Regions from separate parts of the Homo sapiens genome. Here regions 1 and 3 are each linked to region 2. The links are chromatin loops, found by intact Hi-C in ENCODE. Cell type or tissue: Caco-2. All regions are shown on one strand. Links, peaks and the distances in the headings refer to the core of each region. The heading gives the core; the rest is flanking DNA. Region 1 has its middle 47 kb from the start of WDR1. Region 2 has its middle 140 kb from the start of ZNF518B. Region 3 has its middle 97 kb from the start of WDR1.

The links. Peaks named below come from ENCODE experiments on the same cell type or tissue, not always from the same donor. Only the 100,000 strongest peaks of a DNase experiment are listed, where the experiment ranks them.
Region 1: a loop joins it to region 2, with 8 times the contacts of the local background. A loop is called at or near these places in 2 of 110 quality-filtered maps.
Region 3: it touches region 2 in a loop (12-fold over the local background); 2 of 110 quality-filtered maps call a loop at or near these places.

The regions. Positions count from the first base shown.
Region 1 is chr4:10,158,899-10,169,639 of GRCh38, reverse strand. No RefSeq gene overlaps it. Among named protein-coding and RNA genes, the nearest start is that of WDR1, 47 kb to the right of the region's middle. In Caco-2, for the core only: CTCF peaks have their summits at 4,625 (motif pointing left) and 9,011; DNase peaks (open chromatin) are centred at 4,614 and 7,129.
Region 2 is chr4:10,314,668-10,325,408 of GRCh38, reverse strand. No RefSeq gene overlaps it. Among named protein-coding and RNA genes, the nearest start is that of ZNF518B, 140 kb to the left of the region's middle. In Caco-2, for the core only: no CTCF peak of the experiment used is centred there; a DNase peak (open chromatin) is centred at 5,058.
Region 3 is chr4:10,208,815-10,219,555 of GRCh38, reverse strand. No RefSeq gene overlaps it. Among named protein-coding and RNA genes, the nearest start is that of WDR1, 97 kb to the right of the region's middle. In Caco-2, for the core only: no CTCF peak of the experiment used is centred there; a DNase peak (open chromatin) is centred at 5,935.

The DNA of each region.
Region 1 (10,741 bases), core at 1,072-9,071, 160 kb after region 2:
AGGCCCCACCTCTCAATCTGCAGGTAGTGGTCACTCTGCATCTAAACAAAAAATAATCTGATGGTGGACACTAAGTACAGCAAGGGTTCCTATTATTTGGGCATATGGTATAGTGGTACCGCAACCCCAAATGATATGGCGTGCTGTAGGAGCTAAACGTAAGGAATTATGGAAAATCTTAATGGCACTGAAAAAAAGATTTGGGAAGGGAAATTTATTAAGCCAGCCCAATATAATCCTAATTACATAGTAGAATTGGCCTAACGATTCAGTCCGGATACAGAGTTGTGTCCATCTGCCTTTCCTGTTGGTAGAGTGGGTTTTTTAAAACTTGATCTCCCTAATCATGTAACTTGTCAGGAATGTAGTTTTCTTGTGTTAATTCTTCCTTGTATAATACTGATCATTCTATTTTAGTGGTAAGAGCCCGAGGAGGAGTATGGATACCCGTAAAGCTTTCCTGTCCTTGGGAAGCCTCTCCTGTGCATATTGTTACTAAAATTCTTCAAAAGGTTGTCACAGCTGCTGCCACAGTAGCTGGAGTTGCTTTGCATTACACAGTACAAACAGCAGACTATGTAAATAATTGGTAGAAAATTCTACTTTGCTGTGGAGTTCCCAAATAGACCACGAACTAGCTAATCACATCAATGAGATCTCCAACAAACTAATGTGGCTAGGAGATTGAGTAGTTAGAATATAGAGTACAGTTACAATGTGACTGGAGTACTTCTTTTTACGTTACTCCTCATCTGTGAAATGAAACAGCATGAGTGGGAAAAAGTTAACATTTAAAAGGTCATACTGGATATTTTCTTCAGATATTGCAAAACTGAAGGAACAAGTGTTTCAGAAGCCTCTCAGGAACATCTGACGCTAATGCCAGTGCTTGAAGGAGCTGCAGATGGATTAGCAGCTATTAACCCATTAAAATGGATCAAGACACTTGGAGACTCTGATTTCTATGACTGTGCTTTTAATCTGTGTAGTCTGTAGCCTACAGATGCGGATCCCGAATCTTGCGAGAAGTAGCCCACCATGACAAAGCTGCCTATGCCTTTATCGCTTTACAAAAAGGAAAAGGGGGCCTTGCTGGTAGCAAGCCCTAACCCTGTCATAAACAGGCGTTAAACTGGCCATAAACAGGATTTCTGCAGCAATGTGACATGCTCATGATGGCTATCACACACACTGCTAAAGGTTGGTTTACTGGAGCAGCGCTAGGAAAACCTGGCCCACCCAGAGCAGGAAAACTACTCAAACCACAAACAATAGCAGGAGCTGCCGGTGCCTTAACATGCTTTTGCTGCAGATAATCAGCCAGGGCCTGTTTCTCTGCTCCTCACTAAGAATGCTTTCTTTCCCATAAGGAATGCTTTTAGCTAGTCTGTAATATGTAGAAACTATGCTTATCACTGACTTTGTCAAATGTATGGGTCAGACTGACTCTCAAGCTCTGAAGGCTGTCAGCTCTTTGATTCCCACTTCATTCCTGTGTCTCTGTCTTTAATTCCTCTAGTGCCACTGGGTTAGGGTCTCCACAACCAAGCTGGTCTTTGGCAGTCTGGGACACTGAAGGACACTTGATCAACCCACAGCCAGTGGCAGGTCTCTGCTGACTGGACTCCAGGCCAGTTGCCTTACACTGCCATCTTCCCCATGGCAGGCCTTCCTGCACCAGCAGAGATGTCAGGGATACATCTGAGTTTTGCCTTAGAGTTTCTACCTTATGCCTTAACATCTAGGTGGTGGACAATACCTGGGGGTTTCAGGACGCTTACAGAAATGCCAACCAGCATTGGGAGGTAGAAAAGACTCTTGGATCAACCTCCACTTGAGTATGGAGAAGTCAGGAGGCAAGGAGTGGAACCTTCAGAGAGATCGAGGAAGATAATCCCATGTTTGAACAACCATCAGTAGGAACTGAAGAGGGACAGCAGGCTTCTAATTCCCCAGGCATAACCATGTTACCAGGAACGCCAGCAAAGGAGACCAAACAGAAGGTCTGTTATAGGTGACAACACTCCACCCAAAGAGGGCAGAGCGCAGTAACTGACCAAAGCCTCAGTATACCAAGCTCACCGATTACCATCAAAAACCACCACCGGTTAACCTGCTTCACCAGGACATTCTGTAGGCCCAGTGCCAACTATTAGAGCTGAGCAAAGGCCAAAAGTTAGAGGCATACATATCTGCACCTTTGCCTACCCACATCAAAAGGATGCTCCCAGCAGAGCTGAGACTGGAATCCAGACATCACAAAGGTTGTCTGAAGTGGACAAGGGAAACATCCCTGTGAAATTCAGAGCAGATTCATCTTCCTCAGAGGAACTGCCTGCCCTGGAAGAGCCTGCTTCTCTCAAGAGGATTTATACAATCGTGGTGACAACTTTCACCTCAGACTTTGCTGGCCTTGTGGGGATAGAATCACAACCAGGGCCAGGACACCAGAGGCAGTGCAATCGCCACAAGAGGCCTATGGAGTTGGGTGGTGTGGGATCCACGGGAGAAGTATCCCTGCAGACAGAGGTGTCTGGGTTCACTCATCTCCCGTTTCATGTTGGACACACCTGAGTTCCAGGAAAGCCAGGAGGCAACAGTTTATTTTTGCTTCCTGCCTCCAATTTCACCCCCATACCTTGAAGGTGCTACGTTGTGCCTCTAGTGTGTTAAGTGAGGTCTTGATGAAAAGCCTCCCGTAGGTATAGAACATCAGGAAGAAGGGCATATCTATGGCACTTAACGACAAAGCCTCAGTCGATTCCATGGTGCTGACCTCTGAAGTCCGGTCTTCATACCTTAACAGGCCAAGCACACACCAGTGGGTGGCAGATGTCAACTTAAGACACACCCCCGCCCCCCACAGCAGTGCCTGCTGCTTCATAGGTTGAGATACAGAGCCTCGGTTTGAAGATGGAAACATTTCACAAGTTACCATTGATTCTAGTTAATAAGTAGAACAAGTCATACTCCCAGGTGTCTACTCTTCTAGACATGACTTCAGCAGCTCTCAGCTGGGAACTTCCTCAGCTGACCATTGTAAAGGAGTTGAGAGAAGAAATAGCCGTTTGCTCCTGTACTGAATTTCTCAGAATACTGCCATAAGAACTGCTTCACTCTAGTTGTAGACTTCAAGTGTAAGTGTTAAGACAGAGTCCTTTAATTCTCCTTCCCAGAAATTGATAGACAAAGACAACACCTGCAGCGGCACTCAGACTAACATTCAAGATGTCCCTGGATCCCAAAGCAACTCCATGAAGGGACCAAGACTACAGGAATCCAAGGCTCTTGGAGGATTCTTTCAACGTCATTGCTCCTGCTTTGTCATTGGCTATATCTGAAGAAGGAACTAGGGTGGAAGCAGTTTGAGTATTTGACACTCAGGCTTTCATGAATGAGATGAAAAGCAGACAAAAACAATCCCTAGTCATGAAAGCTGTGACATGCTAAATATCAAGGAATTGAGATCAGTTGGCTAGAGAAGTTGATACTGTGCATGATGCCGTTGAAAACTTTAGTTAAAAAGCAAACTCAAAATGCTCAACACCAAACTTGAAAAGTTGCTAACAAGCATCTCAATTATGCCTTTTTGACCTATGCAAGATATTCCGTATATTGGAAAGATGTATCCCACTTGGCCTAATGCTTCTAGATCTACCAGCTGTTAACTGGTTTCAGCTTCTCCCGCTTGTATTTCTGATCCTAACAAGGAATGGAGTGACTGGTGACTAAATGTGTCCTGCAAGTGCAAAGTTACACAAAACCTACCTCACTGGTCAATTCCCTTGCACTGGAATGGAAAGCTCATTTATAGCATCACTGACAACTTCTGACCAGAGCAGTTTAATGCAGTACTGGAACAATGGTCGACCAATGAGAAAAGCTCCCTTTGCCTTCCAGAGCATTTACAGTTTCATCTAAGCACGAGGACAACTTACAGACTAGCATGTTTACATGTTATGAATTTCAGAGAGCCCTGATGAACGTGACTAAGAACATCACCACTATGCCAACTCAGTGGGCACAGAGCTCAGCCCCATTGCACAAAACAGCATCAACTCCCCTACTTAAAATTCTTTCCCAAAAAACATTTTTCAGGATATTTGAGTTCAATAACCTGAGGCCTTTATGGTTTGTCTCCAGGATAAACACACAAGGCACTTTATTTTCTACTGAGTTGTGGGTTTTTTTCTGCTTTTTAAAGCTTTTAAGGTTGCTTCCCACTCAAATTGAGTTTTAAGTTACCTGATGAATTTAAGGAACCATATTCACAATGTGCAAGCATAATTTTGCACCATTTTAGTTGAATTGGATCGTTTTTAAATTTAGATTTGACATAAAGCTGTACCATAATGTATCCAGCTAAGTTTAGTCTGTGCTTCCTAGACTTACAGCCTTGCCGTGGATCTTTTTCACTTGTCCTGGGTCAATGAGTATCCAACTTTATTAGTAGGGAATTTTTGCTTTTACTGAAGACAAACTGGGAGGAGAGGTGGAGTAGGAAGGTTTGTAACCATCATGATACAGACACTAGTTTTGGAGAAGAATCCTCAAAGACGAGGTGAAAAGAAAGCTTGGGAAGCAGGGGATTTGTGGTTCGCTGCTCACCCCTGCCCCCAACTGGCTGTTGGTCAGAATTTCAGTGATAATACCCATTTCTTCCTCAGACATGTTCTTGTCCAATTGTCTTTTCCCAAGACACCAACCAGGAATTGAGTTTAATATCCAGAGGATGTTCAGGAAGTCATTCAGGCAATGAATTTAGGTGTTTGCCCAACTATGAAGTGTAGAAGTTTCTTGCCATTGAATTTGAGGCCTTATTGCAAACTTCTTTCAGTGAATTGAATATATGTGCCAATTAGGTATTAACGTCAAATTTTCCACATTTCCTAATTGTTTTAAAGATGTGTTCAGCCAAGGTAAACTGCCCACTATAAGCCATACAGTTTTTTTTTTTTTTTAAGGTTAATATGTAGTTTAAAGTCTTAGTAGATAAAGTTATATCCACAGGTAAAACTGAATGAAGTATGTAGCAAGATTCTTGAAGGTATGTTGGAACGTAGAAAGCCCCCTGGGATGATAGCCAGCCATACATGGGTCATGGAGAGGGAGCAGGAACTCAGTCCTCCAAGGACTCACCTGCAAGCAGCATCAGAGCAGCTTCTCAGCCTCTGCCCAGACAGGCTACATGTGACCCGATAGCAGCCTACAGGAAGGCACAGAGGTCATTCAGACCCACAGTGGGCTGTATCCCACACACTATGACTGTGGTGCCGGTCCCGGTCCCAGTCCCAGGCCATAATAGGAAAAGGATGTCCCAAATCAAGAGGAAAAAAGGCAGTATCATAAGCCCTAGGAGCTCAGTTTAGGAGATGTGTTCTAGGAGGCAGGCAGTCTGCTCCCCAGGGAATGCTCCTTGCCTGACCCAAGCTACCCTGACTCTCCACACTGAGAATTGGAAGTAGTCATTTGGCAGCAGGCATACATCATCTCCCCTGTGGAGAAACCCAATGGCCCTCCAGTGTTCCTAAGAGACATCCACTCAGCTGTCTTCCACAGGGGGGATTTTGACCCTCACAACCCATCCCTGCCCAGCGGTTTCTTGCAACACAGCGAGACACCTATACAGTATTTCCTCCTCTACCTTATTCCTGGCTGGCTGCACTTGCACACGCCTTCCAGCCAGAATACAGGATGCACAGACACATCCTGCAAGTAATGCGAAAGGGCTTGGGGAACACCAAGCATAGAAGTTCCCAACCCGAGCATAGACAACAGGTTATGCCACATGCCTAGAGGGACTGCTGGCTTAGAGATGGGCCACTTGGCTTATTCTTATGGCTTGAGGCCCAAGAAAAGGCCACTGAGCTCTTTGGGGGCATGCACAGATCACCAACATTGACTTGGGGGTGAGGCCGTGCTCATGTTTTCCAGTTCTATCTCCCAAATCACCTGGACTCAGACTAAATGAAGGTAGATTTTAGCAACTGCTTAAGAACAGGAGTTTGAGGCATTCTTCTGAAACACATCAGGTAGAGAGAATCTTCCCCAAAATGAGCGGGGGAGGGGGACCACCAGCTACTGTAGCCTAGTCCCCAGGAAAGAAGCCAAGTTTATAATAAGCAAGTACAAGGCCCTGGAGTGTGGCCAGTCCACAGCACCACTTCCCAGTTCATCTGATGTCACTTAGGCTGTGGCAATACAGGTGGGGGCTCACAGCTAGTCCCCCCTAAGTGAAGAATGGAGCACTAGCAAGATTGAGGGCATCTAAAACATGATAAAGGTCCCAAGTAGTCACTCAGGGAAGCCCCTTGAACACCACCCCCACCCAACCTTCAGTACACACAACCAGCTCCACCAGCTGTCAATCTCACAATGATGGTGAAGCCAAGTCCAGGGTCACCTAGGAGCCTCCTTTCCCACCCTGCAGCTCATCACCTGAGCTTCCCTTGGTAGGTGGATCCATGGTCCTAGAATTGAGGAACTCAAAGCCCTGCTAGGATGCATGGGAAACCTCAGCAGTTCAAGGACAGGTCCCCAGATAAAGGTCTCAGGATCTGCCCTTTTCAGAAGACAGGCAGTACACCCTTCCCTTTCCAAGGAGCTGGGTACTATGCTACACCCGATACCTGGGCTAGAAGTTTCAACATTCTTCTGCGGACAACAGCCCTCGTCGTAATGCAAAGTTTCTTGAGCCAATGTTATGCCACATCCCTGGATGTGGCCACTTCCAATGGCTAGGAGTGTGAGGAGTACACAAAAGCCCAGCCAGGTAATATTCAAGGCTAGCTGTGGAAGCTACTCTGGCTCCAGAGATTATGGCCTCATTTAAGCTTCTTTTCCAAAACAAACAGTTTGCATTCCACCCTGTTCCAGTTTGCTTTCAGGTGTGAGAGCTCACTTCACCAGTAAACCTAACACCTTAAACAATTTCCATCTACAAGTCTGCCTCTAGGGAACACAAATTGACTTCACATACCCAATTATTTCATTCTCAGATCGCTGTAGAAAGTCAAACAACCCACTTGGCTCCTCCAGTATGGAAGTAGGCAGAAGTCCCCTGGGTTTGCTAGTACACATTGGTGTTAGACTGGTTGTTATAAACTTAGTTGTGTAAAGTCCAAGGTCCACCTGGTCTTCCCAAGAGGACACGTGTGTCACCGTGTGACTTTTCACATTGCACAATTGGTGTCTTAAGCCTATACCATGAACCACCTAGAACACATTACAGAATTCGTCCATTCACATTGTGTGCCAATCTAAAAACTTAAAGACAGAAATTTAAATATAGATCAAGGAGATACTTTGTAATGAGGTCAGCACAGAAGGTTTAAGGGAGAGGGTCCACTGGCTGGAGTACAGGAATGCCTTTTTTGTATGCTCTGGACCCTCTCCACCAGGCTCAGCAAGACTGACAAGTCTTACGTCCCAGTCTGACTTCAGCCCCATCCTGCCTCCTTTCTCTCTTCATGGGTTTTAATCTGAATATTTTATACAAACTTAGTGTTGGCTTAAAGTGTCCTTCCCCAAGCGCTCAACTACCCCACCACAAACCACCCACGGAAGTAGTCTCAGCCTGGTTCAAAGGAGCGAACAGTCAGGCTTGCAAGAGCCTCTTCCGTAGCCTGCCTCAGTTTACCAGCAGTTTCAAGAGACAGTTTGCTGCCAGGAAACAACCTATGACAAGCACAATGCACTCCAGTTGCAGTACCTACTTTAAACCAACAACTGTTCTCTGATGCTTCTCCCTTATTACCCACAATGACCCCGGATAGTGAGTTTAGAAGGCATTTACTTCCCAAACGTAGGTCCAAAGCAGACCTAGACAGTGTAGCTCCAGATACTTCCAGAGGACCCAACTACACTGCCAGGTCATGTTTGGCTCCTTTTGCCGGAAGGTGAGCAGGAACTGCTGCTACACTGGGCCATTTCTTGGTGCCCCCAATGCCTGATGGGTCAGGAGTAGCTAGGCCATTACAGCAAACATTGCCTGATAAGGACAGGCCAGCAGGGGCTCAGACATTAGGTGGTTGTTTGGTCACCTTTGAAACAAGCAACTTTGACAAGTATTGGCCAAGTGTGAGGGACTCTGAGGACTGACATTAGGAAAACAGATAATCTTATGGTCCTTCCAGACCAACTGCAGCTGCAGTTTAGGATTTGAAAATCATAGCTGCCCATCAACTGACAACCATGCCAACCTGTCAGCCATTTCATCAGACTTGCTGTCCAGCTGCGGAGTGTGGTTACCCAAGGGCTCCAAGCTCTTTGCTGTTATTCTTGGGATGGCCCCAAGCCAAACTGAGTCGAGCCATTTCTACCTCATGTGGAATTCCTGAGTGAATCCTGCTCTCGTGCTCCCTACTGGACTGGCAGGACTGGCTGATTCACATTATGATCTGACAGCTTCCCTCTTCATTCTAGGTCTTTTGCATTTCTAGTTCTCTCAGCATCTACTTCCTGGACAACTGAACAACAAAGCCACCATTAAGCATCAGTAGCAGTAAATGTAACATGGTGCAAGGAGGCGGAGAGAAAGATTTGGGACCGCCGCCTCTGTAGCCCAGCTAGAAATTTTCATCTCCTGGTGAGAGGTAAGCACACTGGCACAAGGATGGGGAAGACACACTGACAGAATGTAGCCTCACTTTCTTGTGCTGAGCACAGGTCCTGTGCACACCTGTCCATCCACTTCTGAGTCAGTAGGCTCCTTTTTCCAAGTTTGAGTCTCGGACAGTGAGTCTGGTTTCCCAAGGAGTAAGAGCAAGAGGCAGAAAGCCAACTTGTGTCTCCACACGTCAGAGAAGCAGCTCAGAATTCTTTAAACAAGTAGGATAACTTTGCTATGTGTAGGTATTGTCACTAGGCCACACACATGAGCATGTGGTGATTAGCAGTCAAGCCCAACAACCCTGTGGGCCTGTCAGCCTCAGTCAGGATCTGAACACAAGATCTCTGAAGATAATCCCAATGAAGAAAGATGGGGAAGAGGAAGTGGAAAACCAAAGCATAAGTTTATGAAGAATCAACTAAGAATATTTCAGTCATTTAATACTTCAGTCATTTGCAGAGAACCCTTACCCCGATTTTACAACCAAAAAAAAAGTGGCCAGCGAAGTCTCTTGTCCTACGTAACAAACAACTGGTTTCAAAACAAGAGCCATACTACCACCTAGAGGCACATACGATCTACACTGCCAAGAAACCATGATCCCTCTGCCCAAGTCACCTATTTTTAATCCAGAAAAAACAGGTGGAATCTCCCACTGATGACACCGAGCAGAACTCTCGTGCCCAGGAAGTTCTACTGGGTGGAGCTGGCCACTCTTCTGTAGTAATACAGGGGAATCCCAGCAAATAAGATGGCCCAAATAACTGTAGCCCCATGGGTTAAAGAGGATACCAAGCTGGGATTTGGGATATTCAGGTGACAGAGTGGCCTTTCTAGATGTAATGTTTCCTTATCCTTCTGCATGTCAGTATTCTCAAGCCTGAGATGCAAGAAAGCCAGCATGCAAGGCCCTTCCCTCTTGCACTGTGTTCATGGTGTGCAGGTAAAGAGGCAGCAGGAGCAACAAAAGGGCTTCTCTCACCATTTCAAGGACAGCAGAATGGGGATGTCATCCCTAGCAGCCTCAATTACCAGCAGAAGCTAGTCTTTCAGGAACAGGTTCTAATGTATGAGTCACAAGGATTGAGGGAAACAGGTACCTTCACTTCAGTTCCAGCATCATGGCCAGTGTTTCCCAAGTAATGGAGAGTTCTTATGCTCTCAACTGTGGCATATACCTTTTGCAATAGTGATCTCATCTCCACAAGTGCCCCCTGGGCAAGATATGCAGCAGCAAGCAGCTGCAGAGCAACCCAGGTCTCAAGTCCAGCAGCTTTGGGATGAGAAGTCTGCAAAAGTGTTTACTCCTGGGGCCAGGAATGCAATTCTATGAAATGGTGCTGGGCTTCTGGGAGCACTATCCCACAGGTCATCCCACAGCCATCCACATGAAGCTGGAGAAAAAGGACTCTGCAGAGCTTGCATGTAACAATGCTGACCTCAGGAAGACTGTGAGCTACTGATCTCTTCTGATAGGGCAGTGATGTCCCAAGAAGGCTCAGCTAGAGCACACGGCACAACACAAGCACCAAAGCAACAAGAACAACTCCCAAGTGTCAGCCATTACCAAATCCCAAGTAATCTGTGCTTCAGAAGACAGAGGTTCTGGCACAGTCCTTGCCTCAGACATTGTCTCCTCCTCAGCAGATATAACTAATACAAGAATATGAAGGACCCCACTGCTCAGCCTTTGTATGAAGGCGTCTCTAAGGCAGCTACTACAAAGTCATCTCCACGGACCAGGACAGCAGCCATATATCCTTTCAGAGAAAGCCCCACCAGACCTTGATGGAAGGGCACCCCAACATCTGCCTGGCCTGCATACACTTAGGGCATAGTCACCTGACGCTTCTCCATTGAAAATAGGAGATGTCAAGGGAGATGCAGCCCCAGCTGTTGCCCTGTCAAGAGCCCCAGGAGGCCTCTGTGCTGGAGCAGGTGTGCAACCCCCACCACCTTTGCTGAGAGCTGCCTGGGACTAGTGTTTTGAACGAGTCACCTGTGGACATGGACCCACAGAATCTGAGGGGACCCACAGAATCTGAGGGGACCCACAAAGGAGCAGCTGAATGGCATGGTTGACCTGAGTTTTTGAAAAAAGCCCCAACTTTGAGACAATTTTCATGATTT
Region 2 (10,741 bases), core at 973-8,972:
CAGGTTTGTTTCATTGAAGAATTTTCTTCCTAGACTATACCCTTTAACCCTTGTACCTGCTGAAAAACTGTAGATATCAACTCAATGTGTTGAAACACTTTAAATGGAAAGCAAGTATGACCTTCAGCGCTCAGGTTGGGACCTGAAATCACTACCAGCTACTAAAGGACATCCAACTAGGAAGGAAACCACACACTTAGACTTTGTGGGGAGAAACAGGACCTTCATCACTACTTTCATGTAAGATTCTTGTCCTCAAAGGCAGAAATTCATCTCAGTCTTCTGCAAAGAGATCATTCTTTCATCATTGATGTCATATTCATGCAAGATGGGCAAGGAGGAATGGTCATCAGCTCTCTTTGACCAAGGGATTTCAAGCAGCAGCAAACTGTTCACATGAAATGAAAGCACAAAATCCTCCCTAGACTGAGGGGAGGGTCCTTTTAAGGCTGTAGTTATGTCACCAAGGTACCTTCAATGATAATTAGAAGGTAGGGTGAGAAAGGTACGGAAGAGCAGCTGAATCCATGTAAAGAGGAGAAACATCACTAGTGCTAACTTTTCCCTGCATGAGTGGTTAAGCTTTTCAGGAAATGTTCCTTCAGAGTCCCAAGTGTCAGAGATAGAGGAGCACCCAAGAAGGTATTCAATTCCACGACAGCTCTTTTTAGTGCATGAGTCACACAAGAGACTTAAGAGATCTCTCACTAGTTGGGGGGTCCAACAGCCAAGGTCATATGCCAGGTAATGTACAGAGTTTGAACTCTAAGGCTACATCTACAAGCCCAAGGGATGATGCAAGACACGATGACTTCAGCTCACTTCTCCCAACACAGCCACATCTCCTAGGAAGAAGTCCCCAGATGCTCAAGACTGGTAGAAACAATGAAAACCAGCTGTGTTCAGAGTCCAACATGGATCTGCTTCCCATGGACTCCTCTGATAGGAATATTCAGGAAACTGTTTTGAGGCTGGGCACGGTGGCTCACACCTGTAATCCCAGTACTTTGGGAGGCTGAGGTGGGCGGATCACCTAAAGTCAGGAGTTCAAGACCAGCCTGGCCAACATGGTGAAACCCTGGTGGTGGGTGCCTATAGTCCCAGCTACTTGGGAGGCTGAGGCAGAAGAATGGCATGAGCCCGGGAGGCAGAGCTTACAGTGAGCCGAGATCAAGCCACTGTACCCCAGCCTGGGCGACAGAGCAAGACTCTCTTAAATGACGAGTTAATGGGTGCAGCACGCCAGCATGGCACATGTATACATATGTAACTAACCTGCACATTGTGCACATGTACCCTAAAACTTAAAGTATAATAATAATAAAATAAAATTAAAAAAAATAGCTGGTCATGGTGGCATGCACCTGCACTCCCAGCTACTTGGGAGGCTGAGGCACAAGAATTGTTTGAACCCAGGAGGTGGAGGTTGCAGACAGCCGATATTGTGCAAAGGCACTCCAGCCTGGGTGGCAGAGCAAGACTGTCTCAAACAAAAAATAAGCAAAAACCAAAAAACAAACCTGTTTTGGGCAGTAAGACCTACATTATTCTGCGGATGTAGATTCCTGCCTCTGTGTAGGAACTGGGGATGTGCTCCTTGCTCTCCTACTTCCTGCTGAAAGGTCCCAAAGGCCCATTCCTTTGCCAGCTTTAAACTAAGAAATAGGACTCTTGTCTGCTACTGAAAAACAGATTTCAGAGACCAAGATGGGGCAGGACCCAACTTCCAGTTAGTTTTCCCTGTGGGACTTTCTTACCCTATAGCAGGAGATGACTTAGTTTCACCCTCAATGTGCCAGAACATCAAGATCAACAGTCACCAGAAATAGGATCCAAGAATAAGTGAGGTTGTGAGGAAGATGAAAATCCAGGGTGAACCTAGTTGAACCTGCCCCAATTGTTGCAGGACCAATGAGGTGCCAGCAGGTATCCATGTAGAAAATCAAGTCAGAACAACTTTATGTTGAAGTCCCCAATGGGAGGCTATCATCAAGTCTGGGCCATTTTATCATCAACTGAGCCCAACCTGACACAAACAGGCTCACTGCTCTTTCCTAAGGAAGGAAGATATGGAATACCTACTACAGACCAGGAAGAAGATACAAGTTCAAAAATCAGTCCCTATGGAGATGAGCAGCTTGCTATCCTCCTCTGCATAGCTGTCCAGGTTCCATCGGCCTCACCTCTGGAGCAGGAAGTACTCACCACAGAGCACCCTGGACTCAGACTTATCCCCAAGGACCAACACACCTCAGTGGGTCCCCTGGCTGCATCCTTGCCAGCATCACTGGCAGAGTAACCAAGATGCCTGAGTCCTCAGAATCCCCAGCCTGGGAGCTCCCTAGGTTCACAGAGCTGTTTCTCAGCATCAAGGATGAGTGGACCTGCATCTTCTTGCAGCTCTGCTGCCCAACAATGCTTCTTTCAGGGTCAGCCACTCAGACAATACACTAATTCCTTCTAAGGGGCAGCCTTCTTGCTGCTTGCTTACTGTAGCCAACCTTCAGGGGGGCTGTGACCCAGCAGCAGCAGGAAAGGATCTCTGAGAAAAAGCCAGATCAGAGAGAATACCTGCAAGACATGACCAACAGCTGCCTCCCCCACCTACAATACGGTGATACAGAGCTGGCTGTCAGTTTGGGGACAGGGTCGGGTCACCACAGCAGTGCAATCATGTGGGACTGTAAAGGTTCCAGAGATCAACGCCTTTCCACCAGAGTCGTCCTGGGTGCCCAGAGAAGGCACAGCATTGTCCACAATGACCATCATCCCATTTGTCCCCTGTCTGTAACAACTTTTATTGGTGCCAATGGCATCCAGAGAAACTACAGGGAACATCCAACCCCAAGCTTCTAGTGTTCAGATGGCTTGACGAAAATTTCAGGAGCAGTACCTGAATCCTAACAGCTTCGGAGAAAACACAGATGTATGTCAAAACCTTCAACCTTGGTCAATGTCCCCTCAGCCTGTTACACTGGAAGGAGGGCCTTGAGTGAACTGTCCAGGTCCTTGGCGTTTTTAACACAACACAGAAGCAAAGTAACAAAGGAATGAAACACAAACGATGCAGCAAAAGCCAATATCAAAGTGAGAAAGCATCCATGGGGTGGGAGTGGGCCTCAGCAAGTGGCACAAGAGCCGGGTTACAAAGTTCTCTGGGTTTTAAGTTCTCCTTTTGAGGTCCCCATCTGTTACCCCTTATCTGGATAAAGGATTTGGTCCATGGCTAATTAAGGACTGAGGTGAACTGGCACCCTCTGCAGATAAACAGATGGTCCCTGCATAACCTGCATCCAAGCCAGTACACACACTTCCTTTCCTCTGCCACGTGGTGGACAGGGGAAGATAGAGGGAGAATAGCCTTGGATCCTTTGCTACTCTTGTGGGGGAGATGGGGTTTTCCCTTGGGTTTAGCTTTAGGAAGTGGTTAATGGGACCTAGGTTCCCTGACCCCAGACCCAGATGTTTTCCTTTTGATGTAGCTTTGGGAAGTCAGCACAGATTGAACTCAGGTTCCCTGCCCCCACGACCTTGGCGTTTTTCCTCAATTTAGCATAAATTACTTTAAGTTACCTGCCTGCAAACGCCGTTTCTCCTGCCTCAAGCCAGTTAGAGTACAAAAGTGATCCTTGATAGACGTTTCCTACCAAGAGGACACTGTTGTGTAGCAACAGTAAGACATAGAACTATAAAGTCCTAGTCATTTAAAGGGCACCGTCCCTTTAAGCTTTACTCAACAGAGAATTGTTAAAAATAAGGTAAAGAAACTGACTTACATAGAATTGATACCTTTCAAGATAAGGGAGCAGACATTAGACAAACAAAGGAGCACCCTGAAGTCTTAACACAGGTGAAAATGTGCAGCCAGCATACAGTGTATCATAAACCTGACAAATACTGGAATGAATGGCAGAAGATCACCTGGAGACTTCGTGATGATTAGAGGAAAATACCAAGGCTAACAGGAGGATAAGGAGATAGAGTATTGTCTTATATCAAATATACTTCACCTCGACTCCAAAATGCAAGCTGAGAGGTACAGGACTTTTAGGCATTTGGGTTCAGGGTGCCCTCCACAACCCAAGACATGAGCTTCATCTATAGACCCCCTCCCCCGCTCAGACAGCTCATCCAATTGTGTGACTTACAGACATCACCACGAAGAACAGCAGTGGTGAATTGAACAGTTCTCTGCATTACTGATGTAGGGTATTTATGACTACATCATCCTTACCAAACACAATATAATCTTAATCCAGATTAAGTTGAGAATTCCGGACTACCTACAATTGGCTTTTGTGAGCACCATAAGTTAGAATATGCAGGGTTTTAGTTTGGTCTGGTCAGCACTGAAGCATGCCATGCCACTCCCAGAATCCAGGTGCATCTAACAGCTCATTTTGGCATCTTGGCAGGACTCTGCACTTGTGGGGCTGTATGATGGACTTGCAGATAGAACAAGTTTAAGTCGTCTCTCCATCCACTTTTACAAAAGGCATCACAAGGGGAACGGACCTGCCACACCACACACTGTGTGACACTTGTCCTGAGGCTACAACTCTAGGGACCTTGATTTGGCATCCTAGAAAAACATGAAGCCAAGTTTCCCTGGCTAGCCAGATACCTCTTCTTTCTTGGGGTGAATAGGTTGAAGGGCATCAGCTGGTACATAACGAGGACACATTGCCAAGACCAGGGGGGCTCAGCCTGCCGTCATCAGGAGGAGGGAAACATTGAGATGGGACTGCCAGTCCTGCAGCATGGGTATTTTTCTGGCCTCATAACCTCCACCCCACAACACAGCAAAAGGAGCCCATGACAGAGAAGTCTGAACACCACAGACCTAGAGCCCAGGGGAACAGACTGCAGTGAGCCAGGCCCACGCCTGGAGCCAGTGCCCATGCCATCCACATCCAGTGGAACCTCCCTGTGTGTAAAGCAGAGCAAATCTCCAGCAGAGGTGATCAGTGGTGAGCAACCTGACCAGGAACATTCCAAATACTCATTTGACAATGACCATCATTGTGCACAGACAGAACAGCAGTGTCAGTCATACAAGGGTCAAAGGACAACCTAGGCTGCGTGGAGAGGCTGAGGTAATTGAAGTAAAAAGCCACCTGCAGAGGGTAGCACAGTTAAAACCAAACATTAGCCAGCAGCTTCCAAGGGCAGACAGCATCGAGTATGGGAAATTCAGGGACGTGGCTTAGGCCTGCCAAGAACTGCAGGCAAGAGAAGGGGTGCACATCAGTTCATTCTTCCTTCTCAGTCCCCCAAATTTTACTTGGAAGTCAGAGTTCTGTTTGGCTGGGGTCACAATCTGAGGGAGCAGAAAAATCTACGATGTTGGATGAGGAGAAAAATTCTTCACAACTAGAGCTGTAGTTGCTCTAATTCAAATGGGATGCCAACTGTTCTTAGAAGCTCAAATACAGGACAAAAGCACATCTTAAGAAAATGTAACAGTTTAGATCGTATTTGTTCTCAAACAAGGTATGGTATGTGGCAATGAAAAGCAATAGGTGACATACAATATGCTCCATGTGGCAGTCTAACCGATAACCTGCATTATACCCCCAATGAGTTTTGCACATTTCTACAGCAGTTGTCACATTGGCAACATGACACACAACAGGAGGTAGATGAAGGTTTAGCTCTATTTATATAATCTCACCTATTTTCTGTGGGGGGAGAAAGTATGAGATTTAAAGACAAGTCATTCATCGAACAAGTTAACCTTTCTCACTTTCTGCATCCTGAGATATTTAAAAAACGGGGAGACCCAGGTTGTATCCCATTCTACTTGAATGACTGGGCTGCTCCAGGCCACACCCTCACCCTCTGGGTCCATGGTTTTCATGGAGAGTCATAGCTCAGTAGCTCAGGGGAAAGTGTTACCCTAGGTCAAGGGGAAGCTTCAACAGAGTTGGTGGGTAACAGACTCTTAGCCCCAAGACAGATATTCTGCATGCAGTATTCATGGCTCCTGCAGGTTCCCCCCCATCAGGATTGAGCCTTGGTCACCGCTAAGTGACCAGCTCAATCCTATCCCACTAGAAGCTGCTATTGCCACCCACTCACGGATTCACCATTGTCCTCTGGTGTTCACGGCATCACTTCCAGGTGAAGTACCAAGGAAAGCGGCCAGAGACAGTCCTCTAATACCCATGTCCCCATCCTTGGAACCTGTGAATACATGCTACACAGCAAGGGTGAATTAGGACCCAAGGCATTGGGTTGTAGTCAGCTGACTTTAATCACCTTGCTGACAGTGGGCCCCCTGGCCAAACCCAGGGTAATCTTAGCTTAACATGATAAAGAGGAAGACTGAGAATTGGAGGCAAGAGTCAGAAGAAAAAAATCAGAGCATGGTGCTGACTCAACACCAATGAAGGTCCTGACTGAGGATTAACTAAGAAGCCACAAGTCATGTTTTATATGGGGTCTAAAGTGAGGAAAGTGATCTCTGAAGCAGCCAGAAAGAAATACAACCTTGCTAACAACTTTGTTTTCTCTAAATGAAACCTATTTCAAACTTCTGATTTCTAAAACTGTAAGAAAGTTGATTTGAGCTCCTAAGTCATTTGCAACACCATACAAAATATAGCACCTGTCAAATTTAGTTTCAACATTCATGGAAATCCAGAATCGTCTTTGTTTTTCCTTGTATTTTATATAGGAGCCCTCAGATCTGTTTCTCTGGCAACCCTGGATCAAGAAAGGCAGGCAAAGAAAATTGTAATGAATCTTAGCATTCCAGGGTAGAGATATTGGAAAAATTTAGAGTAGCCATTTATTTGTCAAATGTGTCAAACAGAAATGCCTTAAAAGATACAGATTCAAACAAAAGAGAACAGATTTTCAACGACGGAAGCTAAATCAAAATTTCCAAGTTTGCTCTAGGCCCAGGCCATTTCCACACTAGATTCTACCACCAGCTAAGGTAGAAATATATAATATGCAGATTGTTTCAAATCCAAGTCAGACATCTTAAAAACGGCATTCTTTCCTAACTAGGTGGACTTAGATAACTGGGTGCTTAAATTCTCCATCCTAGAGAGAATCCCCTTTCAGAGTGGGCCACGAGGTCCCTGCTGTCCATGATCTGTAAAGTCAGCATAGCTCCCATGAGGCAGAACATTCCTCACCCAGCACACAGGATAGTTGTCCTGACACACTGCTCCAAGCTTCCTCCACCCTCCCCTGTGGCAGCCACCTTCCAGGCTCTGTGAAACACTTACCCAGAACCTGAAAATAGCTAAGACCTGGAAAGCAAGACCAGCAGCTGCTTCCACATCAAGAGAGCCCTTTGGTTCACTCTTGGGCCCCAGGAACCAGACAGCCAAGCACTTTCACACCCTGGTGATGGGCATGGAGTCAGAAACAGGATTCTTGGATTCAAGACTACTGAGCCTTTCTTGTGCAGCAAAGCTGCTGACATGACCGCAATCAGCACTGCACCCAGAATTTGCGGAACAGCACGTTTCAATGGTTTGCACAAGCCGTAAGAAAAGCAAAGGTTTCCAGCACCACGCATTCTGCGCTCAGTCCTTCACCACCTCTGGGTGAGTTTAAGCTGTCGCATCTATCATTGACCTTTCTGAGAAACTGCCAGAGCAGGTTTAAATCACTGGATGGAACTACTTGTTCCTTTCAAGGTGAAAAATCACTCAGGAAAATGTGTTCTGCTCAACAGTCTGTGGGGAAGAAACAGAATCAGATAGCCACTCCATGTGAGCATGGGTCAAATAAGTAACACTGAAGTCACAACAGTCTCCAGGCATGAAAGGAGTGTCTGGCTTTCCTCTAGAGTCCATGAGGTCCAGATGTGCAGGACATCCCATTTTTAGTTCTCCTTAACCTTAGATAAGCAGTGGACCAGCCCTAGTGACACTGACAAGGCAGCTGCTCCTCGTCCAGTCATAAAGGAAGGGTGTTGTTTTCAGCTCTCACCACAAATGGCCACTTCCAGCCCAAATGAAGCTGAAGGTTAGAGGCTGGGGTTAGGTACAGGCCTCACAGCACCGGCAGCTTGCAGTGAGTTATCCTTACAGTGGACTCAGTCTCTGGATCGGTGCTAGATTCCTGGCCCCACGCTGTGGAATTATCCTGCATAGATGAAGCAGCCTGGAAGAATGAGAACATTCAGGATGAAACCTCAGAAGCACCTGCCAGTGTAGAGCTGCTCACTGGATGCTGGGCAACACTCAGCAGGACCCTGAGGAGGTGCCATCAGGCTGGCTCTTAGCCCCAAGCCTCACCTGGCCCTAATAAGATCCCAACGTGGGTTACCACTCGTTATTGAAGCAGGATAGTTTAGTTGCCAAAATATATATCATGCTTCAGGTAGAACTGCTGAGTCTATCAAAATTCTCACTGTACTGGCTCTCTAAAATCACCCAAGGCACATCAGCCTCAAGCACCAAGGTACACGTCTGCAGTACAAAAAGAATACTACCCTTAAAGATGTAGGTTGGATGTGGTAGGCAATCCTAGGAATGAGATTCTGGGACATCATTTTCCATGTGGGTTTTTAGAGGATTCCCAGGGAGACTGAGTTGCACACAGCATAGAGGTGACCTCTTCAATGCTCTCCCAGTTCTGGCTGCTCTTCCTACCCTGTCTTCATTACTCCTCCATGTTTCCTGGAGTCACTTTCACAAGCCTTTCTACCTCAAACATAGGTCTCAGTATCTGAATTTAGGATATCCATATGCAGATACTTGGGTCTCACTTCAGATAAGAATCTTAACTATTCTTCTACTGGCATGATTCATCCATTTGAAAATGCCCAATTATTTCTATCAAGAATAAAGGTGGGACTTGTTTTACAGTCTCTAGGGGAAGTGCATATTATGAACTCCATTCAATTAATCCATTTTTTCAATGTTCTTATCAAGATTGTCTGAAATCGCAGGAAGTAGGTGTAAGATATACAGGTGGCCCAGGGAACCAAATGAATACAAAATTAAAACCTCCCAGCAAGAGCACTCTAGGAGGCCATTATCTTAAGTGAAACAACTGAGAAACAGCAAGTCAAATACCTGTTCTCGCTTGTAAATGGGAGCTACATAATGTGTACATATGGACATAGGGTGTGCAATTACAGACATTGGAGACTCAGAAGGGTCATGGGTGATGGGTCAAGGGGTAATGGGAGTGGATCATGAAAAACTAATGGATACTATGCACATTACTAGGGAGATGGATACCCTAGAAGCACAGGTTATCACTATACCAGTAACAAAATTGCACTGTACCCCTTAAATGTATAAGAAAAAGCACCCCAGGCCATCACCGTCTCCCCTTTTATACTAAAGAACTTCAATTCAAAGAAATGCACATTGTTCAAAAATTTCCAACGAAAAGTGGTCAAAGAATTTCAACTGTTATGGGAGAGACCACATTCCACTGGAACGTTGGGATTAGAAGCAAATCTCTGGGTAAGACACAGAAGCAGCCTCACTCATGCTATTTGCTCAGATCCTGATAAGCTGTCCAAACCATCTCTCCGACTCTGAGAATCATCAATTGAAAAAGGCCTGAAAAGGGAACTGAGAATAGACCTAAAAACCTAACCAAATATGGCGCCAAAAGGCCCCATCGTACAGGATCAAGCTGGAGAAACTTTTTTCTCAGAGATGCAGGCAGGGCCCAGTATCACAACCATGAGCCAAGAGCTGTGAAGGAAAGGTCATGTCCATTTTCAAGCATTGTCCCTCAGCAGTGCCTACCCCTGAAAGCCTATTGTCCCTGATGGATGGTGCCAGCCACGCAGGATCATGCATCCTTTCGAATACAGGTAGGAACCCAGAGATAGGTCTGCACACACCCATTCATTCACCAAAAAGACCCTGCCATGTTGGCCACCACCCAAGAGCAGATGAAATGTTTTGGTTTGCATATTTTACAAGTTAAAAACAAGCTCTACAGCAGGTAGAGAATTTCTGATCACTTATGGATCAGGAATAAGCTGGAGCCTCTGAGATCATGCACATAAAAAGGAGATAGAATCTAATTAGAAATCCTCTGGAGTACAGAGGGTTGCGTTTGCACAGAGCAGCCTTCCAAGCCTGACTCCATCTCTAGACACTTCAGTTAGTTCTTAAATAGCCATAATATGAAGCTCAGCACACTCAAGAATCAGAAGAAATCACCTCAACTTCCCATTACCAGTTCATCTCCCTCAGCACACAGCATTGAAAGATCTAGAAACTTATGTTTGATCGAATTATTTCAGGTTCCACTTGGCATACCAAAAACTCCTTTCTACCTGGATCTTCCTGCTCATCCCCATCACTACCTATATATATGTGGTGATCTGGGCTTGGCATATCTCCACAGTGTGGGGCCTATGTTCCAAGTAATGAGTCCTTAGGTGAAAGCAAACACAGAAGCTAGCAATTCTCTGCAGTTAAGATGAGAATTGCCAAAGGCCACTGTGGCCACCAAGACAATGACCAGATAACAGTCCTTGGGTGAATACCTCTTACCTGAGATTAAAATGGCCAACAAAAGTGAAGAATGATCCTTTTCCATGGTGTTGGTTTGTCATGCTTCCTACAGGTGACATTTTAGGCCAGCAACTTAACATTCTTGGAGTATACTTGAATTTGAGGTTTGAACTCAAAGATATTGATGCTGCTCCTTTAAAACCAAATGCTCTACGCTCTTCTCTAGTGTTTCTTCCACAAGACTGAACTCAGAATCACATGAAATGCAGCAAATCTCCTTCCAGAGC
Region 3 (10,741 bases), core at 1,650-9,649, 110 kb after region 2:
AAACAAAGCACATCTATGCTACAAAGGACCTAGGAGTCTACATCTGTGTCCTTTTTCCCCTCAAAATTAGCATTTGTAAGGTCATTGCAGCTTCTTATGGGGCAGGACAGGCAGGTGTTCTAGTCACACCTAGAGTCAATTAATCTATGGCTTAGATTTTAGCCACTTAGGTTTTAACAAACAAGCTACAGAGTAGGTATTAAGACTTCTGGAAACATCCAGATCACCCCCCTCTCAGGTTCAGGGACTCCCAGTATATGGGTGGAACCTGCACCAAGCTAAATAGGAAGCAGCTCTGTATGCATACGGGAAAGCCTATGCCATTTCCCCAATGACCCACACTCAAGACCATCCTACTGATGGCTCTTGGGTAAGGAGTTAAGAAAAGGGAACAACCCAAACACTCGTTCAGAGTTATTGGTCAACTTAAGAGGGTATCATTAAGCTGGTTAAATAACTCGATATAAGCCCAAACCAGGACCCAAGCCTTAAGGCAGGAGCCTCTGCAGGCCTCACCAGCAACACAGGCACCAGATCTGTCAATCCTGGGCTGTGGGGTGGTGAGTGGCAACTTGGACTACTTTCAGGTCTGCCACACAGGTCCTCATAGACCCTTGTGGGATCCATCTGGGATACTGAGGCCAGATGTCTCCACCTCTGCACCACAATTCATCGTGCCTGGAAGTTCCCTAGTAATTGATTAAACTGGGTGGGGAAGTGGATGGTTGGAGAACACAGTTTCAAGTCCAACCATTACAAAAGAACACAAATTGGCATGAGCACATCTATGTAGAAGAATCATCAAGCAAGCATTGGAAGAAAGGAGAGAAGTTTGATATAGACATGAGATGCTCTCCAGCCTGGATAGCAGTAAAGAGAAGAATCATCCTTCTCCCTAGGGCTGGGTAATGCCGGGAACACGGAACACTAAGTCTTCCATGCAGCACTGAATGCTGCCTTAGTATTTGTTCTTGGTGGTTTGTGATCATTTGATGGCACTAGAGTATTTGTCTTATTTTAGTAATATCACCATCACCCTAACAATTGCCGCCGCTGCCCTACCTGAAGCTGAGCTGTGCTGTGGTGTGTTCAGACCATTTGTACAAGCTGGCACTCTACCTCACTTGACCAGAAAAGGGAAAATAACTTTCTAAGCTGATTCTGGGCCTCCAGTATCTTGGAATGGGACCCTTGAGGTTCTTCCAGACAAACCTGCCCATGTACTGTGGATACTGGTTGCAGAGAGTGAGTGAACTACGTGGATAACTCATGCAAATATCCATGGTGATGGTCTCTTCTGATCAGACCAAATGGAATTGAACTGCTAATGGAACCTGTTTTCTGATGCTGAGCCTAGACCTGCATGCCATGTTACAATTCCTGCCCAAAGCTGTGAGACAAATGCATATATCCCATGAAGCATGGATGGCCTCCCTAACACATTCCTGACAGATAACTTGGGAACTCCTGAAGTCTTCTCAGGCTTGTCTGTTGACTTTGTTACATATCTCCCAACTCCAGCCGTGGCTCTTGAAACTGGTCAGCGTCAGACGTTCAGCTTTCCAGGCTACTTGCAGTCTGAAGGTGATATACCCCTTTCAGCAGAAGCTCTTCAACAGCGACCTGGCAGGCCAACTCCACTTATTTCCTCCTGGTCCACACTGCATAGTAAAGCTGTTAAATCAGTAAGTACAGCTGCCTTCGGAGAGGGGCCATACCACCTTGTCTTGGGAGCTTACTGGACAATGATAAGACGGGTATGGTATTACACAGACCTTTGGGACCAAAAACCAACCTGCTGTGCAAATTCAGGTTTCTGCCCAGCCCAACCCTGGGAATGACACATTGAACTTTCTAGCAGCAACCCTAAGAAAACCTGGTTGACTTACCCTCTGGCTGGCAACCTGGGCAAGAGCAGACCTAGAGGATTCAGACTCAATGTTGGTTAGGTTTTGTGAAAACGCTTTTGTTCCTTAGATCTGGCTCTTTAGAAGACAAATATTTGGGGATACAGAGGAGGGGGTAAGATGTGAAGTAGATCTACTGGAATGGGACATCCTGATTTTGTGGCAGTGGCTGGAAAACAAAACCCCAGGAACATAGGAAAGGAAGCACCTCAGACCCTGGGAGTTGTGGGGAAGGGCATTCATCTTTCAGAATAGGCTGAGCTTTCTTCCTGCAGAAATGTGTGCCTACATTTCCTCTAAACTGCTGTAAACACTAGAACCTATCCAACTGTTGAGTCTGCCATACACTGCCAGAAAGCTTGGACCAGAAGACAGGATGCCTCTAGCTATGGAACCTTCCACAGATGCCTCCAAGATGCCACCCCAGACCCCATTTGCAGCCCTTCTGTAGGACAGATGAAAATGACTCGATTCAGTTTCTCAGACTGTGAACCCTGGAGGTGACCAGCTGGTGAGAGTCTAAGCTCTTGCTCACCAATGTCTATCCCAAGGGGAAGCCAGTCAGAGGGGTGGGTGTGCAACTCAATTGTTTCCAGGGATCCATGTATGTGATTCAGGATTGTACTTACATTAAGTGCTTTAAGCTTCCTTCCTTCATGAAGACACTGATTTGCCCATTTTAGAGGTAGGGGATGGGTGGCAAAACTCATTGGCCCTTCCACAGCTTGTCTCAATAGTCTGAGGGTGAAAAAAGTATAGCAATATGCTTCAAGTTAATACTCGTTCTTAGCTCTCTGTGCAAGAGATATCCACACAGTCCCATCCAGGGCAGCACAGTTGCATTCACAGCAAGTTCATCCTGTTCAGTACCTTTATATGTTTCCCACCAGAGACCACAGGAATTAGAATTCCTGTGAAAGCTCAGGATTAGAGACAACTCACTAGGAAAACTGCACTTAACTATTCAAAGATAAACTTCTCATTGGCCAAGCATAAGGGATGTGCCTGTAGAAGGGTCAGGGAACTATCTTGGATCATGGCATGATCTTGGGAATAGAAGCTCCTTATGGTGAACCACAGAAAAGTCAGGGTCTCCTTTACTACAGAATGTTATACCAGCCTTCTATCCAGATTTAAGTAAAAGAAAGTTTTATCTTGCTTTTGATAAAAAGATGGTACTAGAGTCCCATCGAGATTAAGAAAATTGGTCTTTCCCATCCACCCTGAAGTTGGTAAGAAATGAAGACTTCTAGTAATCACTAGGGTGAGAAGTCTCAGGCAGAACAATGCCATGTGGAGGCATATAATTTGATGCACAAGGAGACAACCTCCAACAGCACGGGTGAGACCTTTAAGATAGGCATTTTCACGACATACAAGCACATCAAGATGAACAAGCCCTACCTTCATTGTTAGAGCTTGTTCTCAGAGCTAAGTCATCTTTCACCTCTCTGCAAAGTATCCCCAAACAACTTTCTCACACACGCATTGCTGGTTAAGAATATATTCGTACACAGTGAAGACAACTTGGCTTCTGTTTCTTCCCTCCGGGGGCATAGTTTTAATGATTTTAGAAAGCTAGAAGCAGGAAAGGAACAAGCCAATCATTTTTCCCACTGAAAGTCAGACATGACCATTGGGTACAAGACCCAAACCCCAGAACTATAGCTCTGTGGTCCCATCCAGGTTCCTTTTCTGTGCTAAGCTCTGTTCACCATGCATATTTTACTCAAATTAGAAGCAGAACAGCCTGATGAAAGCCAAAGGAGTAAATTCAAACTAAGCTTCATTAGACCAGGGCACCCATGAAAAAAGACTCAGATCTTTGTTTCAATTGCAATTGTTAATTTAACTCCTTCCCTTTACAGAGGCCAAGAACACTGGGTCTAGGTACCTCTATGGCAGGAGACAGCTCAGCTGTCCCCATGTGGCTGGTAACTTGCCAGTTCTATAGGCAAGACACATTCACAACTGGAAGTGTCCCAAGTGGAACTACACTGGTCAACATAGCCCAGGATTACAGGAGCATTGCTTGGGGCAAATAATCTAAAACTTGGTGACAATGTCACACTGACACCTAATGAGGTTCAGACTATTTTACAGGCAGCTAAGCTGGCTAGAAGGCGTGCACAACACACAGCAGGATAATGGGGAAGAGCCCATCCTGTAGGGGAGTAACCACAGAGCTCTGCAGGAGACTACCCCAAGCAAACTTGAACAAACTCCCTCCTCCACTTAGATTCCCTTGCATAAGTATTTATTCTACCTAAAATACCATGAATAACTATAGCAAAAGCCAGGCACATAGTGATTCTCAAGTATTTATTGACTAGAAGGAAGGAAACCAAAAAACCATGGCCTTAAGGGCAATGCTCACCATGGCCATGTCTTCCTGGAAGAGAAGACATTTCTAAAACTTAGTTTGTCAAGGATATACCCTGATCAAATAGCTCAGATTTTAGCAGATCTATGACCAATTTCCAAGCTGACACCTATATACAAGCCAGCCTGGCCACCAGGGCTACCTCTCCCATAAGCAAGAATGGACAACTCCTTCTAGCCAGGGCTTAGGGTAGATGTACACCTGTTACTAGCAATCTCAGAATAAGAGGAACATCCCATAACAAGTACAGAAATTCCTGACCATGGCAAGGACAAGCAGGAAGAGGTCTTAGGACATTTGTATCTGCAGATGAATTACTTGATTAGAGACGGGCCTATATAGCTCATTCTTATACCTTGAAGCCCAAATGAAGACCACTAAGCTGTTCAGAGAAAATGTGGGTTGTGAGAATTGATGAGTTGGATGTGAGGGCATGCTGATTTTCCAGTTACATCAGCCATCTCCCAAGACCACAGACACAAAGAATTCTAGGCACTTTCTTTACAAGACATTATTAAGGATGAGACAGTGTATCAGGCTACTCTAGAACACACGAGGCAGGAAGAGTAATTTTTCAATTCTATAAACACTAGCTATTGTGGGATAGTCAAGGGAAAAAGCAATGTCTAGTCTGCAGTTTTATGTCCCTGGGATTTGGCTGATCCACTGGTTTACCACCAAGTTGCCTATATGTAATCACTTCGAATGTGGCAGTAGGAGATTGGATTCACATACCTAGAGTCCCCAGATAAAGATTAGGGCACAAAAGATTCAGAGTATCCATGGAAACAAGAGTTCCCAAGAATATCACTCAGGGGAACCCCTGAGGGGAACCAGCTCCATTGCTGCCAGCTGTTCACCATCTCGTATGGACAGCAGAACCAAGTCCACAGTCATACACGGTTGGGCCTTTGTCCAAACCTGCAGCTCATAAACTGAGCTTCCCTTGGTAGGTATCTGTTATGGGAAGTCAGGGACCCTGAACAGAGGGACTGGCTGTGGCAGAGGAACAAATTGTGAAGATTTCACCTTAATATGGACATTCATCAGTTCTCAAATAACACTTGTAATTTCTTATGACTGTCTTTAATCTCTTAATCCTGTTTTCTTCATAAGCTGAGGATGTACGTCACCTCAGGACCACTGTGATAATTGTGTTAACTGTACAAATTGATTGTAAAACTTGTTTGAACAATGAAATCAGTGCACCTTGAAAAATAGTGATTTTTGTGGAACACGGGAAGACAACCATAAAGTCTGACTGCCTGCAGGGTTGGGCAAAGAGCCCTATTTTTCTTTTTGCAGAGGGCCTATAAATGGACGTACAAGTAGTAAACATATGCCTAAATTCTTTTCCCAGCAAGGAATATTAATTCTCTGGGAAAAGAAAGTGTCCCTGGGTGGAGGTCTGTGAATGGCTACTCTGGGAATGTCTGTCTTGTACAGTTGAGATAAGGACTGAGATATGCCCTGGTCTCCTGCAGAACACTCAGGCTTACTGGAGTTGGGAAAACTCAACCCTGGTAAATTTTTGGTCAGACTGGTTTTCCGCTCTCAAACCCTGTTTTCTGTTAAGATGTTTATCAAGACAATACGTGCACCGCTGAACATAGACCCTTATCAGTGGTTCTGCTTTTGCCCTTTGCCTTGTTCCCTCAGAAGCATGTGATCTTTGTTAGACCCTTTATCAGTGGTTCTGCTTTTTCCTCTTTGAAGCATGTGATCTTTGTACCTACTGTTCTTACACCCCCTCCCCTTTTGCAACCCTTAATAAAAAACTTGCTGGTCTGAGACTCAGGCAGGCATCACAGTACTACGGATATGTGACGTCACCCCAGCAGCCCAGCTGTAAAATTCCTCTTTGTACTGTATTTCTCAGCTGGCTGACACTTATGGAAAATAGAACCTACGTTGAAATATTGGGGGCATTTTCTCCCATTAGGTATCTGTGGTACTGAAATTGAGGAATTCAGAGTCTGCTGGGATGCAACAGAAACCTCAGATGATGAGGATGACAACAGATCCCCAGGGAAAGGTCACGGCCAGGATTTTCCTGTTCCTAGAAAAACACAGGAAACACCTCCTTCCAGAGATGGGTGCCACACTGTGCCACTGACGATGCCTGGACTGCAAGCTCCAAGATATGCCTCCTTCTCTGGGGATGGCTTTGTTCCAATGGAAGCTATTTTCAGCCTATTATTTCATGCCACTTCCATGGGGAAACCACATTCAAAGGCTTCATCAAGGAATAAAAACGCCAGCCAGGTAGGTCAATTAATAGCTCTAGAGGCCACCCTAGCTAAAGAACTTCTTGTGGGTTGGTCAAATCTTCTACTGCAACAGCCCCACAATTTCACCTCCCCCTTCTCAACCATGCTTTATTTTCTTCCTTTCCCATGCAGTTCCCAAGCCCACTCAGCAGTAAATCTAATGCCTGTGTCAGTCTGCATCTCTCAAACACAAACTAAGACACTTAGCTTTTCACAAACATTTAATCCGAGTTACAAGTGATACAGGAAATCAAAGATTCTTGATCCTACAAGAATATGAGAACTAGTATAAGTCCTAAGTTCACCAGGATGAACCAATGATTCAATTATTGGCAGCTAGAGATGATTCAGCTGATAATCACTAAACTGAGGAAGTTCCAGGGACTACTCATAGCCTTCCCTATGAGACACCCCGGGTCATCCTGTGAGTTTCTTTGTACACTGAATGATTTATGTCCTTTAAGCCAGTGCAGTTAATCTAGAACATGTTATAAAATGAGTTCTTATTGTCATCCTGGGTCCTAGGTACTTTTGTTTCAAGAGGGAATGAGAAATTTCCATGTTGGCCTCAAAAAGCAGAGGCTTTGTAATGTGGCCAGCACAAAGGATTGACCTCAAGCAACTAAGGCCTCATAGGCTGGTACTATTTTGAGAAGACATGTCAAAGCAGGAGTGGACAGCTAAGCCTCGGTGGCCAGCTGCCTCCATGTCCCAGGACTGAGGACACTGGGGGATGAAGAAGAAAGTTTTCCAGACATGGCATCCTTTTCTCCAACCCTGGCAGAAGACTGAAAGAGCCATCACTCAAATGATGCTGGTGATGGAGAACCATCCACCACTTTCTTTGGTCATCTGACCATGGCATTAAGGCTGCTTGGAATGTTTCTAACACTGCTAAACCTGTGGGACTGAGGTCTCCATCTCCTGTTCTTTGGTAAGCTTGTGTCATCCATGACATGAAACCTCACCTTTGCCTCAATTCATGCTTGCCATCCACCTCAGAATTGACATCAACAAGGACCTTCACGATTTCATATGCCCCTTTACCAGATTACTAGGGAATTTCAAGGAAACAGGAAGCAAGGAGTCACGAAGCACCAACACTGCCCCCAACACCTGGCCCCAGCTCAGAAATCTGTAGGAGAAAGGTCAACACTATGATCTTGCATCTCACAGATGCTCTCTGCACCGACCCCACAAGTCGCTGCATGAGGGCTCTCCATTCTATTTTGCTCCAGGTTAACTCATTCCCGTGCATCCCGTGGACGCATGGAAATGAAGTGATGTTAAAGTTCTGGACGAAAGGGATGTCAGCATTTGTAGACTCCACTACAAGCACCAAGAGCTCATCGCTCTCCTGCGAAAAACAGTCCTAGTTTCTACAGGTGACTCCAGATATTCTGAAGAGTTTGAAGTCAAACTGCAGTTGTTAGGGTGCCTTCTGATATCTACCGAAGACTCAGAATATGCCTTTCTGCATAGAGATTTCAGGTTCTAGATCAAGTTAATGTAAAGCAGATCCACTCAGTTAAACAAGGATATATTCTTCAACTACACCAAGTCAGAATTGTGGTAGGCATTGGTGGGTCCCCTAAGATCAGCTTCCCAAAAATTGTTGGACCATGGTAACAATGTCAGATTAGAGATTTAAGGAAGTTGGACATTCACCATGACAGTTTCATTGGCATTTCCCACTGATCTATATATTCTAATACCTAAAATATATATATTATATATATATATATATATGGGATATGCTTCAAAGTGAAAAAACAATCATCTACTGTGAGCTCTGTCGCTGAGAAAAATGCATTAACACAAGTTCCTGAAGATTTGGGGTTGTGTAGAGCTTAATGGCTAGAGAAAATGGGGTCCTTAGTGACCACCAGAAATATTTCTACACAAATGGGCATCTTCCCCATGATAAAAGTCCTTTCAGGCTCTTTGTGGCAGAAGACAAGAGCATTTTGGACACTATAACCAGGTTGAACAATGTTTTTTCCACTTCTAGATGCCTGCTTAAGTTGTATACTTCATCTTAGACATGAGTAGGGAAGCAGCCTTCCCCTTTCAAGTCTGGCTTGCACACATACCAATACGAGCTACAAAGTCACTGAAGTACCCAGACCTTTCCTGGCAGTGAGTGTTCACACAGAGGAAACGTTCGAGTCATGTTTCATGCAACAAACGATCAACTGACAAAGGTCTCTTCTCCATGTGAGCACACAAGCTGGGGTCTAACTCCCTCATCTTCAGGGTCTCAGCTTTCACAGACCAATCCCATAGTAACTACCCTATCATGTGTGACTCAACCCCAGTGGTATTTATGAAGGATGTAGGCTTGAATTCAGTTAGAATGATACACTGCTCTAGTTACAAATAAGTCCACTCTCTAAGATTAACACTCCCATCTACCCAGGGTTATGCCTGCCATCATCCCCCTGAAACTTCATGTTGTGTTCCTCATGCTGAAGATTGCCTTTAAACTTCAGGAGAGCTGGCACACCCAAAGGTTTCAAAACCTTGGGTGAAAGCAGAGATAAACATTTTATTGACAAATAAAAAGGTGGAGCGTTCAAGGTCATTGTGGCCTAGGAAAAACAGGAGACATTGCCAGGAAACGGAGTCATCAAGAGGCCTCACATGAGCAGAGGAAGATGCCAAGCACAGCTCAAGGACTTTTGTTGTGGCCACTCCAGTGCTTGCCCAGCAGACACCGTGGTGCCCAGAGGGCCCATCATACACACTTCCACTGTCAGAGGAAGCTGAAGACTTCTGGACCCAGTCTCCTGGGGGTGATGGGGTATCACCTCCAAGTGCACTCTTATCAAATGACTGTCTCTTCAGCTCAGAAAGGCTGGGCTGTACGTCGAGTTCACTCAGATCAGCCATGAGAACCTTAGTCCCTGAAGCATTACAGGTCATGAGAAATTAAAGCATCATTTATTTTTAAATGGAGGAATTTATACAACTTTCTCTATCAAGGGACAGGTCACAAAGGATAAGGACACCAACAAAGATAGAAGCCTATCAATGCCCTGCGAGTGTGATAAGCCCAGAAGTATCCCCTGGTCCTCTGACACTAGCCCACCATGGCAAGAACAGCTTCATGTCACAGGGCTCACCGTGCACTATCACAACTCCTCAAAGATCGACAGCAGGGTCTATTTCCCAGTCTACATCCCTTATCTGTATTATTGTTCTTGGGGGCAAGTAGCTACCCAGACACCACTAACAGATAAGCCTAGACCTTTTTCCCCAAAATAGGCACCTAACAGGAGGATTCTTGGGTTTCAACCACGGCCCAAGTCCAAGTAATAAAGAGAACAGAAGACTTAAGATGCAGAGAGAATTGAAAGTGTTATGATTCTCTTTAGATCATTCTATGACCAGAAAACCTATCACTATTGCACCTAATATTCAAGCTTTATTGGAAAAATAAAGTTGCCAACATTCGTTTTGATCATGAGACATTTGTCCAGTGATTTTAGTGATTCAGCCTTACCCACTGACAGGTTGGCCAAGGAAGGTCCCCTTCCCCATCCTGTCTCCCTTCACAAGTCTGAAGCATCTAATCCTGGCAAGTGGACCTCACATCCCAGTCCCCATCACTCCAGATCAGCCAGGACCCAGGTAGGACCCCTTGCTGCCCCCATCCCACCCTCTTGCCCCTGTGCTCTCTTTGGGACTTTGCAGGACCCTTAATGAACCCGCAGCCAAGAACACATCTCTGCTGGCAGAAATCCAATGACCAGCTGCCCCAAACACCACAGGACCTCTTTTTCCCATCCAGCCCAGCCTACCTAGGATCTGTAATCAAGGGTTAAATATGAAATAGGCAGAAAAGTTCTGTATCTTCCCTTAGAGGGAAATTCACAAACCTACCATTAAAAATCCTTAACTTTCACCTCTAAGTTGGTTTTTCTGCTAGGATTAGGGTTGCTTTAACTCAAGTATCAAGCAACAGATCAGGTAAACTAAGGAGATACCAAGTCCGAGAAACAGCATTAGAACGGCAAGTGACATTAACACCATCCACATTTCTACAATGTCACACAGATTAGGGTAATATAACACAAGGACATTAGGGAGTTAAGGAAACCATTCTGTGGTATGGATCAATTCATATCTTGCAGGGGTTAAGTCAACTATTTACCTCCTCATGGCAAACAGTTGCTCTT